Regions from separate parts of the Homo sapiens genome. Here region 1 is linked to region 2. The links are chromatin contacts, found by Hi-C in ENCODE. All regions are on one chromosome and are shown on one strand. The core of a region is the stretch at or near the end of the contact, and the rest is flanking DNA. Distances in the headings are between cores, read along the strand shown.

Region 1 (5,203 bases), core at 445-2,944, 2.2 Mb before region 2:
AAACCCAATGCTCACTTCACTCAAACGTTGCAAAGTGGTGCCATGACCCTTTAGCTCTTGGCTCACCAATTCAAAGAGCCACATCACATACAGCCCTTAAGCTGCCCACGGCATGATTCCGTGTCTAGTTCCTTTCCAGGTCCCCCCAAGCGGAAGACAGTTCTGGCAGGGAGTCTGGGCAAGATTACTACAATATTTAGCCTTTGTCCCTTCTTTTGCTACGTCTTATTGTAGAATGAGGCACACAGGTCTGAGAGATTGAGTATGCTGGACTTGAGACCTGTACTCAAAAGGTCCCTGCAGGACCGCAGGTCAGCTTAATCCAGCCCAGGAATCTCCATTTCAAAGATGAAGAAACTGAGGTTCAAAGAAAGCAAATCATGGTCTCTACTCAGAGTACTGGAAGGCCTGATATAAACTTAACCCCAATGCCATGCCTCCTGCCTTAGTAAATTTACTGAGCACCTAACCAGTGAGAAATAGGCAGAAGTGAATAAGGCCAGATTTCACTCCCTTCACTACTGGTGTGAATGGATAAAGGTAACTCCACTTTCTCTCTGGGCTTTAGTTTTCTCATCCATTAAGTGAAAGACAAGACTGAATTGGTGATTTCTAATGTGCCTTTAAGCTCTGAAACTCTCATAAGAGTTGAGGATATAATTATGTGTTGGTGTGTGCAAATGTATATGCATCATATATACAAACACAGACACATATATACATATGGTATCTTACAATTAAATACCATTAGCAACCACACATCTTGCCCAATCCCTTCCTGCGACCATGTTTTCCTAATCCCAAACCGAAACTGGACACTGCAACTCATCGTCGCAGCACCTCAGAATCCAGGGGGTGTGGTCAGTGCCCACTGGCGTCCCTCCAAACACCCATGTAAGCGTACTTTAACATGTAAGCGTACTTTACAAGACATATACTAAGTCATTAAATTCCTTGGAAGAAACGGCCAATCTGAGGCAGGGCTGGACTGTGGGTAACAGAACACACCGCAGGAAGCATAAGTTAAAGGTGACAGCCCGTGGCTGCCCAAATTTGGGGCTCCGCTGCCAATGCACCGGGAGGGCAGTGAGTGCCCAGGCTTGGAACAAGCCTGGCTCGGAGCCCACATTTGAGGGCAGGAACCTGCACGCCCGGGTTTGCGCATCCAGCGTGAGCAACTCTGAAAACGTGCAGTGCAGGGCGTGCAGCGGGGCACCGGTCCTGTTTCCTCTCGCACGTGGCGCCTGGCGTGGGGCTGCAGCGCGGGGCCGCAGCGCGGGGCCTCCTCCCCTCCCCGCCCCCCACCCCGCCCCAAGGGCCGGCGCTAGGACCCCGCGAGCCGCACGCACTTCCTGGCGCCGCCGTCCAAGCCTCCCGCTCGGCGCCCCCGGCTCCCGCCCGCCGCCGCCGCCGCCGCCGCCCTACCTGGTGAAGCAGTACTCGCAGTGGTTGCCCCGCTCGTTGACCGTGAGCACGTAGGCATAGGCCGGGCAGGAGAACAGCAAGTCCCCCACCTGGAAGGGCTGCAGAGCCCGCAGCCCCCGGCCTTTGCCCGGGCTGCAGAAGCGCTCCAGGCCGCCGAGGCCCTCGGCCCTCATGGTGGCGGCGGGGCGCGGCCGCCGGCTGTGCCCGAGCTGCGGCTCCCGGCGAGCTGTTATTGGAGACGCGTCACCTAGAGCTGCGGGGGGCGGGGTGGGAGCCGCCCGGCGGACGCGGCGGCGGCTCCCCGCTCCCCGGAAGGGAGGGCGGCCCCGCCCGGGCCTCGCGCGCCCCCGCGGGGAGGGGGACGGGCCCGGCGGCCCCGCCTAGCGCCGCGACCCTCGGCGGCCGCCCCGCGCGCGCTCCGGGCCGTTTCCGGTGTGGCCGCGACAAAGAGCCGCAGCCCCTGTGGCTTCTGCGAGGAGGCGTGAGGCGTGTGCGCCTCCGCGGCGTCTCCACGGAGCGAGCGGGACGCGCCCTCCTCCTCGGTGGGAGGGAGGGGGGTCACCTGCGGGGACCAGGTATCCGAGGGCCACCCCTAGACAGTCAGCCTGGCCCGAAGGATGACCAGCCCCCGGTAAATAGAAGGGGGCGAAGCCAGCTCCGAAACCTTACGTTCGCTGTCCCTTGTAAAGACCCTAGAGGCAGTGATCGGGGAACGCCAAGGAGAAAGCGGCAGAGGGGAAACCACAGTAGAGAAGTTTGGTGTGCAGAGGGTTGAAGTGTGCTTTTCCAAGGTTAGAGGTTTTTAAACCTTGTGGCTTTAATGGGAACGTAGTTTGCCCTCTGCTCCTCTAGTGGAATTACATGGACGGAAGAGGAAATGCATTGGCCGGCCCAGCTCACCGAGTCTCTGAGGCATGCTGCGAACGTTGCAGAGGAAGCCAGAGAGAACCTTGCCTTCAAGGAATTTAGGCTGTTGGGGGATAATGCGATGCTGTGGCCAGTGTCCAGGACACTGCGCTAGAGTTTGCAGTAGTTTTAATATGCTTGACCACCCACGAACTGTGATCTTAGAAAAGTCACTTGGGTTAGGAGTCAAAGGATTTAAAGCCCACAAAGCCTGAAACGTAAATCCTATACACATGCACGCTATTACTTTTCATATGAGAAAGGAAAATATAATCCGTGTTCCACATGATTATGTAAAGACTGGAATTGATGTACATGCAGTAAAGACTAAAATTGTGACGAGATCATTTAGCAGAAACCACTACTTCAAAATAGGACCTCAAACAGTTACCTGTGTAAGTTCAGGACTGGTTGAGCAAAGGGAAAGGATTAATATGATTGGAGATGTAAAATCAGTGGAATTTTTGGCATTTCAGTAAAATGTCTTTATCAGCTGGGTGTGGTGGCTCAGCCCTGTAATCCCAACACTGTGGGAGGCCAAGGTGGGAGGATCATTTGAGCCCAGGAATTGGAGAGTTGGAGACCAGCTTGGGCAACATAAAGACCCCGTCTCTATGGGAAATTAACCACCTCTCAAGTGGTGCTGAGGTGGGAGGATAGCTTGAGCCTGGGAAGTCAAGGTTGCAGTGAGCTGTGGTGACTCCATTATACTCCAGCCTGGGTGACAGAGCAGGACCTTGTCTCAAAAGAAAACAAAAAAGCCCTTATTAGTGGCAAACTAAATAAGCCTCTAACCCGTCTTCAAGTAAAGGAAGTTATGATAGTATTTTCATTTATGCATTTTAAGAAACTTCGACTGACTATGGCCAGCAACTGGGATAGAAAGATGGACATCAGCCGGCTGTGGTGGCTCACGCCTGTAATCCCAGCACTTTGGGAGGCCGAGGTAGGCGGATCACCTGAGGTCGAGAGTTCAAGACCAGCCTGACCAACATGGAGAAACCTCATCTCTACTAAAAATACAAAATTAGCCAGGTGTGGTGGTGCATGCCTGTAATCCCAGCTACTCGGGAGGCTGAGGCAGGAGAATCGCTTGAACCTGGGAGGTGGAGGTTGCTGTGAGCCAAAATCGCACCATTGCACTCCAGCCTGCGCAAGAAGAGCGAAACTCTGTCTCAAAAAAAAAAAAAAAAAAAAAGTGGACAAAATGTAGTCCTAGGTCCTTGCATTTGGCACATTCAAGTTTGATAATACCATTAGTTATTGAGTATTGTTGACCAGGCATCGTGCTCCATCATTAAACACATTATCTGGTTTATCTTTACAACAGGCTAATGAGTTAGGTATTATGCCCCTCATTGCCAAAATTAGGAAGGAAACTAAGACCCAGAAGGAATGATTTTCAAGGCCACACAATAAATTGCAGAATTTGGTTTCCAAGTCAGTCTGAATTCAAGGTCCATGTTCCTAACCACAGTGTTTTGCTGCAAACAAACACAGTTCACTGGGATAAGTGCAGTTATGGTGGCTTGTACAAAATGTTCTGTGGTAGTACAGGCAGGGAGTGACAGCTTTAGCCTGCTAAACAGTCAAGACAGGCATCACATTCAAGTAACGTTAGAGCTGAGCCTGAAGGATGGACAGGATTTTGCAAGTGGAGGTGGGGAGAAGAGTTTTCTGGGCAGAGAGAACTGCGTACAAAGACAGAAGACCCTGAAAGCACAGAGCTTGTAGTTGGGGGCCCCTGAGCATCTGGAAGAGAGGACAGGAAATGAGGCAGGAACAGCTGAAGAGCATCTTCTCCAGAGGTGAGTTCTGCCCCAGAGGCCATGGGAGAGCCAGTTAAAGCGTTTAAGTGAGGGGTGGCACATTGAGTCCAGTGTTTTAGACTGATCTGCCAGCAGCATTGTGGGTTGGCTGGGGTGCCAACATTCAGCACTTCATAACTGTTTACATGTATATAAACAGCCTTGGCATGTGAGACCACTGACAGTTTGCATTTGTCTGTGTGATGACCTGATTAGTGTTTACATCCTCCACCAGACTGTACAAGCTCCATGAGGGCAGGGAATGAGTCTGTTTTTGTTACCCTTACATCACCAGCTCTTATCACTACTCCTGGAACACAGAGAGAATGGAAAAAATATTTAAAGGTTGAATAAACGTCATGGAATCTCATTCTGATTTCTGGGGGCTCTAACCAGCAAAAAGATGAAAAGACTGACGTAGAAGTAAACAATTACAATACAGTAGACAGTTTACTGTTTCAATGATTAATTGTGCAAAGTAATCTACCTGTTTACTTTTTTTATTGCAAGTAACTTTTTCCACTTTAATTGGGAAAGATTTCCACAGCTGAGAAAAAAGCAATTACATAGCTACCGAATTATCTTTCCAGATGAGTGCTGGCTTATTCTTGAGGGTGGAGGTGACTGTGATTTGAGAACACTGGAAAAGAAACCGCCTCATTTCAGAAAAATCCCTGTGATGAACTTAAATGACTCGAGATGGGGAAATGGTCACTGAAGCAGTAGCCATGAATTTAGGAGCTTAAATTACTAAGAAAACTGTGTTTAAAATAAACAGCCAAAGAATGGCAATAAACCAGCCCGGGGAGACTGATGACAGCGCTCTTCATGAAGCCCATACTTGTCACTCTGCCACTCTGTAATCTCACATTCCGTGAAGTCTTTGAGCAGCCAGGACCCATCCACTTTTCCTACGCCCTCTGCTCCATAACGTAGGAGGTATGGAATTTGAAAGGAGTGTTTTTGGTTACTTTGCCTCACTGAAACTCAGGAGAAGTGGTACAAGGACGAAAACTCCTTTGCTTAATTTCTCTAACCTAGAAGTTGATCTAATTTATGAGTAA
Region 2 (5,643 bases), core at 3,108-5,607:
TACTCACTCACTGATTCACTCACAGCAACCCCCAGTCCTGCAAGCTCCCATTCATAGTAAGCACCCTCCACAGGTGTTACCATTTTTTATCTTTTATATCCTATTTTTACTGAACCTTTTCTATGTTTAAATACACAAATACTTACCATTGTGTTACAGTTGCCTACGGTATTCAATACAGTAATATGCTACACAGGTTTATAGCCTAGGAAAAATATATAGCTTAGGTGTGTAGTAGTTACACTATCTAGCTTTGTGTTTATACTCTGTGATGTTTGCACAATGATAAAATCACCTAATGATGCATTTCTCAAAATGTTATCTCCATTTATAAGCAATTGGATGACTATATACGCATTTCTAAAACTCACCTGTCTGAAAAACCTGATGTCTCTGAGAAGGTTGAGGTACCACTTTTTCCCTTTCCCTTCATCACTTCCTTTCTTCCACTTTATAAAAGAAAGGCATTCCCGTGCCCCAATCTTAAACCTTGCACTGATCCAAAGAATAAAAACTTTTGGGTATCAAATATTTTTAAATAAAAACAAATAAACTGGTGGAACCTTAACTAAGAGATAATTAAATAATTCCTTCAATAAAGGGACCATAAACACCCAAATTCATCTCTTTAAAAAGATGGACTTCCAATAAAATTTTACTTTTGGTTAATAATTATCAAAATTGGTAATCTATATTGTTTTAATCAATCATATAGTACTAATAATTGAATTGAAAATTCAATCCATAAAGAAGTTTTAATACTTGGAGGCTTATGACAGAAAACAGCAATTTAAACACATTTTTTGACACAGAAGGGTATGACAGAGTGATCAGTAAAAGAGCTTTTCAAGCATAAAATTAAATTACATTAGGAGAAATTCTGTAGGAGAAATGAAATGGAAATAAATTCAAGAGGAAAAAGCAGCTATATGGAATGTCCAGCAGATAAAGAGGAGTTTGTATTTTTCTAAAAAATGGATGATGTGATTATCAAATCACTATAGTATTTAAATTATATTAGATACACTTAAAGGAGTGATATAGCATTTTTATTTTTAAAATGTCAATATTCCCAATATGGTCAGAAATTATATTCTTTGCATTTGTTTAAGTTTATAATAAAAACTTTTAGATATCAATTTAAAAATACACAGAAGAGTAATCAGATTTCCATTTTAGAAGGATCATTAGCAGCAATGTGGAGAATAAACCGAAGACAGACAAACTAGGAGGCCATCTGGGAGACTTCTTACAATCCAGACAAGAAGGCATTAGGGCCCAACCTAGGGAAATGGAATAGTAAAAATAGAACACATCCAGCATACAGTAAAGATGCATAATCATAACAGATAAAGAAGAGAGGATGGATTCAAGAGATTTTAACGAAATGTTTTGAATGTGTAACTGTGAGGAAGATGAAGAAGTCTTTAATTTACTCAGGTTTCTGGCAGGTTTAAATAATGAGGCCACTCTCTAAAATTGGTAATATTGCAGGTTTGGGGGAAAAGCTGAGTTCAGTTTTGGGTATTTGAGTTTGAGATGCTTGTGGGATTGACCGTCTAGGTGCTAATCAACCCACACAGCTTTTATAGAAATGAATCTCAGGTACAGGAAGTCTTCCAATAACATAATTTTGTACAATGTCATTTCGTTATACTGTTCATGAGGAAAAAATCAATTCCTGTTTGAGGCCATTGGCCGTGTGGAGTTTGTACATGCTCTTCCCATGTTCATAGGGGTTTTCTCCAGGTACTCTGGTTTCCTCCCACATGCCAAAGATGTGTATGTTAGGTTCACTGGTGTGTCTACATGGTCCCAGTAGACAATGAGTGTGTGTGAGTGCTTCCTGTGATGAAATAGTGTCTGGTCTAGAGCTGGTTTCCACCTTGTACCATGAGCTGCCAGGATAGGCTCCGGGCACCCACAGCCCTGAGCTGGAATAAGTGTGTCAGAAAATGAATGAATACAAATCATTGTAAAATAAAAATGGGTAAACTTTACAATAATCATACAAATGAATGACAATAAACGATTTGGTATGAAAGGGCTCAGTGAGCTGCCATATTTGTGATTGTTTTTGACCTGGGTGGTGGTAGGAGGTGCTCCTTCCAATTTTCACTTTGCAAACATTTATTCCTTGATTTAGCCCACCACCACTATGACCGAGGTCACTCGCTGATACACCAAAACTTGGATAATTATCTCACCTGTTTTTATTAATCTTTCTCAAATATATGTATAGCACACAATTATTTCAACATTTAATATTAAAAGTACTTTGAGTCTTTCTTTAGAAGTTCGGTGGTGTTTGTGTGACCAAAATATGCCACTGAAACAATTCTTATTTATATCAAGTAGCCTATGGTAGAGTTAGTTTAGTTATACACTGTTTTCCCTAAAGTCACAGTTTCCAAGAGCCTATCTAGACATTAAGTGAGGACTTACTATATAAGTAACAGAAGGTTGTATGTATGTAGAAGTGGAAGAAGCCCTGGTTGTGGCTGTGATCATCCAAAGGAGTAGGTAGAAGAAGAAAAGGGGTCAAGGATGGAACACCAACACTGAAGAGGAAAGGAGATGATTCTATAGATTTCATATAATAACGAATGAATTTCAGTGACTATTATGTAACAACGAATGAGTACTTGAGAATAGGAAAGAGGGAAGGGAAAGGTAAACACATGGAGAATTAGGAGAAAATCTGTCACAAAATAGAGGCTGAACAGCTCCCCCAGAACACACATATAGTAAGGTGTGGAAGTATAATAAAACCCAGGCAGTTTAACTTCAAAGACAGAGTTCTTAGCCACTGTGCGTACTGTCACTCTTAAACAGAGGACAAAGAAGTTACTCAAACAAGGTCCCAGGAGAGACAGAAAGAGGAGCATTTAAGTATAATTACAAAGATTATCTAAGAGGGAAATAAATAAGGATGGTATAAAGTTTCAGACTGCTAGCAGGAAGTTGAGGGACTACTTCTCAGTCTCTTTCTCAATATTATTTTCCTAGACTCATCGCTGAATATAAAAATTCCCTTCTCAGGTTCGTTTTCCACATAGTTTCAAGGGGAAAAAGAACCTCTGGCTATAGTCGACCTTCACATGAGTGAGATTTTATTTCTGTCCAAGGTTAATCTGGGTAGTTAGCTCCCTTATCTGAAACTTACCAAAAAGTTTAAGTTGATGACATCCAAATCTAACCTCAAATCTCTTATTGCCAATGTTTTAGCGTAAGAAAATAAGTTAGATTTCTACGTATTAACATGGGAATACGTTCAACTTATACCATTAAAGTGAAAAAACTGGACGTTTTGATCCGATTTCTGAAAATAATAGGTATTACCTCTAGCGTCGAAAACATCTGGAATAATATACTTCAATCTATTAACAGGGGTCATCTCTGGCGGATGTGGTTACAGGCATCTTTCACTCTATAATTTAAATTTTTATGACCGTGTAGTAAACGGGGAAAATAAGATTTTGTTCCTGTTAGAAGCAGATATCCTGTCTTCTCTGCTTGACTGAGTTCCTTAACAGCGGGTCATATTCACTGGTATATACCTATAGCACATAGCTGGGCTCACTAAGATTCTACAACAAACGAATGAATTAATCAATGATTAGGAGTTTTGAGCATCTCAAATAACCGTTGAAGGAAACATATACACACAAATGCATGCATTTTCCCGTTAACGCGCAATGGAGATGTAAGCTGTAAGGGGCCTTGGAAGGCAGTTATTTCGACGTCCCTGCCTACGTTACGATTTTAAAAGCCCGATTACGATTACAAGTGTCCCGAGGGGATGAAAGTACAGCTTTCTTTAGTAGTCCCTGCTAACACTAATTTACCCTTGCCATGGGAGAACTCAGAAGCTGAGTTCAGAATTGGAGTCGGCCCTGGTCGGAGGTGGCGTGTGTTTCGGGGGAAATGAATTCCGCCAGCTCCGAGCAGCGGTTGGGACCGTTACTCACCATTTCTCAGGACGCCAAGCTGGGGCTGGCGGAGCACCGAATTGAAGAGCATCAGGGTCGGAGGAAAAGCCTCAGCTGAGAGAAAAGTCGTAGAAATGCCTCCAAGTTCAGCAGAAATCGCAGCTTGCGCCTCTCACAACACAAATCGTTATCGCCTCCAACTCCCGCCACTGTAAGCCCCGGCCGCCAAACTCCGCGCCAAACTGACGTCACGCTCTCTGATTGGCTTCCGAGCGACGTCCGGGCGCCTCAGAGTCATTTCCCCCTTCGGATCCCCGCCTCCTTTTCTCCCAGCCGCGGGAACCTGGAGTCCAAGAGCTCCTTGAGCGCCTGCGCAGGGGGTAGCAGAGGCGCGGACAAACCGCGGGGTGACCAGGGCGCATGCGTAACAGGGCTTGACAGCGCGCGGAAGAAAAACCAGCAAGAAGGCGGCGGGGGAAGATGGCGGTCCTGGGGTAGAGTTTGCAAGCTTTCTGACTAGGCTAGTCGAGTAACTATTCGGGTCATGGCGTCAAACTCAACTAAGTCTTTCCTGGCAGATGCCGGCTATGGCGAACAGGAACTGGATGCCAACTCTGCCCTTATGGAATTGGACAAAGGTATTCGAAAGAGAGGGCTGAATGGGTGAAACAGGCGTGGGGGGAAGTGGCGCCACCAGGTGGTGGTTGCTTTGGGAGAAGACGGATAGGCGCATGCGCATGTCTTCGCTGGGCGGGGAGCGCCTGTGCTTTTGCTGGGGCGTGGGCTTTGACCCCTTCGGGAGGTTGCGGGAAATTTGCAGGATTGTGTGACTGGCCTTATACCGGCTAAACAAGTAGCGAGCTCTAGTGAGAGGCCCGTTTTGACCACTTGAGGGAGCAGTCCCCCGATTTTCTAAGCAGTGACAGTGGCTAGTTTCTAAGAGACACTGCAAAGAAATTGTGAAATTGGTTTTCAGTCTGTTCAGTTGAGACCAGGTCTTCATGAAATGTGCTGAATAGTAATCTTGCACCGACTTGACAGCGATTCATTTGATTTCCATAGCTCTGTTACCTGCGGGTTACAAGGCAGGCTAAACCTGGCCAAGACCATAAAAAAGCAAGGGCCCTGCTCATTCTCTGCGGACAAGTTCCAGGAGTTCTGTTGCCGTACAGGGAGCAGCTTGGTGTAGAGGGAGCTTTGGGGTTACACTGAGTTAAGTTTCAATGCCGCTGATTTTATGATTAACTTCATCTAGCCTCGGCTTGTCGTCTGCAAAGTGGGTACAGTACCATTGAGCCGGCAGAATTGTATTAAGTGACTTAATGGTATGCAAAAGAAGCATTTAGTAAATGCTGAAGAGATATACCTCCCTTCTTAGATGTGGATATGGGAGGCAAGGTCGGAAATTTGTTAGTAAAGAACTCGACTAGTAATATGAAACCTTTATTTCATATTGAGGATTTTTATTGTACGGGAAACATTTCGGCAGCTGGTATACAATTAAATCTTGATTAATCGTAGCCAATATATAATGTTGGAGAACTGGACTAGAACTCAGAAGGGTTTGAGCCACTTCCCAGTTTTCTGAGTTGGACATGTCTATTAACTTTTTTGGGACTCTTTTTCTGTTTATTTTTTAAACTGTGAATATTTTTAGTGGGTTAGTCTAAATAAGAGTTTCTCAGGCTCTTAAAAAAGCTTTTACCTTATT

Evidence for each region. Hi-C counts contacts between places; a loop is a spot of excess contacts on that map. Pooled maps may share reads with other maps.
Region 1: a map of CD4-positive, alpha-beta memory T cell shows a loop between it and region 2 (8-fold over the local background). The contact joins the promoter of SMYD2 here to the promoter of INTS7 in region 2. A Hi-C loop is called at or near these places in 2 of 168 maps with a recorded cell type or tissue (CD4-positive, alpha-beta memory T cell and naive thymus-derived CD4-positive, alpha-beta T cell) and 8 of 50 pooled maps.

What each region holds. Positions count from the first base shown.
Region 1 is chr1:214,277,650-214,282,852 of GRCh38, reverse strand. It overlaps SMYD2 (SET and MYND domain containing 2), which reads right to left and starts at 1,694. Exons shown (of 12, transcript NM_020197.3): 1 at 1,426-1,694. The coding sequence starts at 1,598. LOC124904509 (a long non-coding RNA gene) reads left to right here and starts at 1,817. Exons shown (of 2, transcript XR_007066876.1): 1 at 1,817-4,139. RefSeq lists silencers at 1,275-1,434, 1,465-1,584, 1,605-1,894 and an enhancer at 2,174-2,739.
Region 2 is chr1:212,034,271-212,039,913 of GRCh38, reverse strand. It overlaps INTS7 (integrator complex subunit 7), which reads left to right and starts at 4,357. Exons shown (of 20, transcript NM_015434.4): 1 at 4,357-4,570. The coding sequence starts at 4,477. It overlaps DTL (denticleless E3 ubiquitin protein ligase adapter), which reads right to left and starts at 4,166. Exons shown (of 15, transcript NM_016448.4): 1 at 3,972-4,166. The coding sequence starts at 4,023. RefSeq lists enhancers at 3,347-3,881, 3,897-4,136, 3,882-4,418, 4,297-4,506.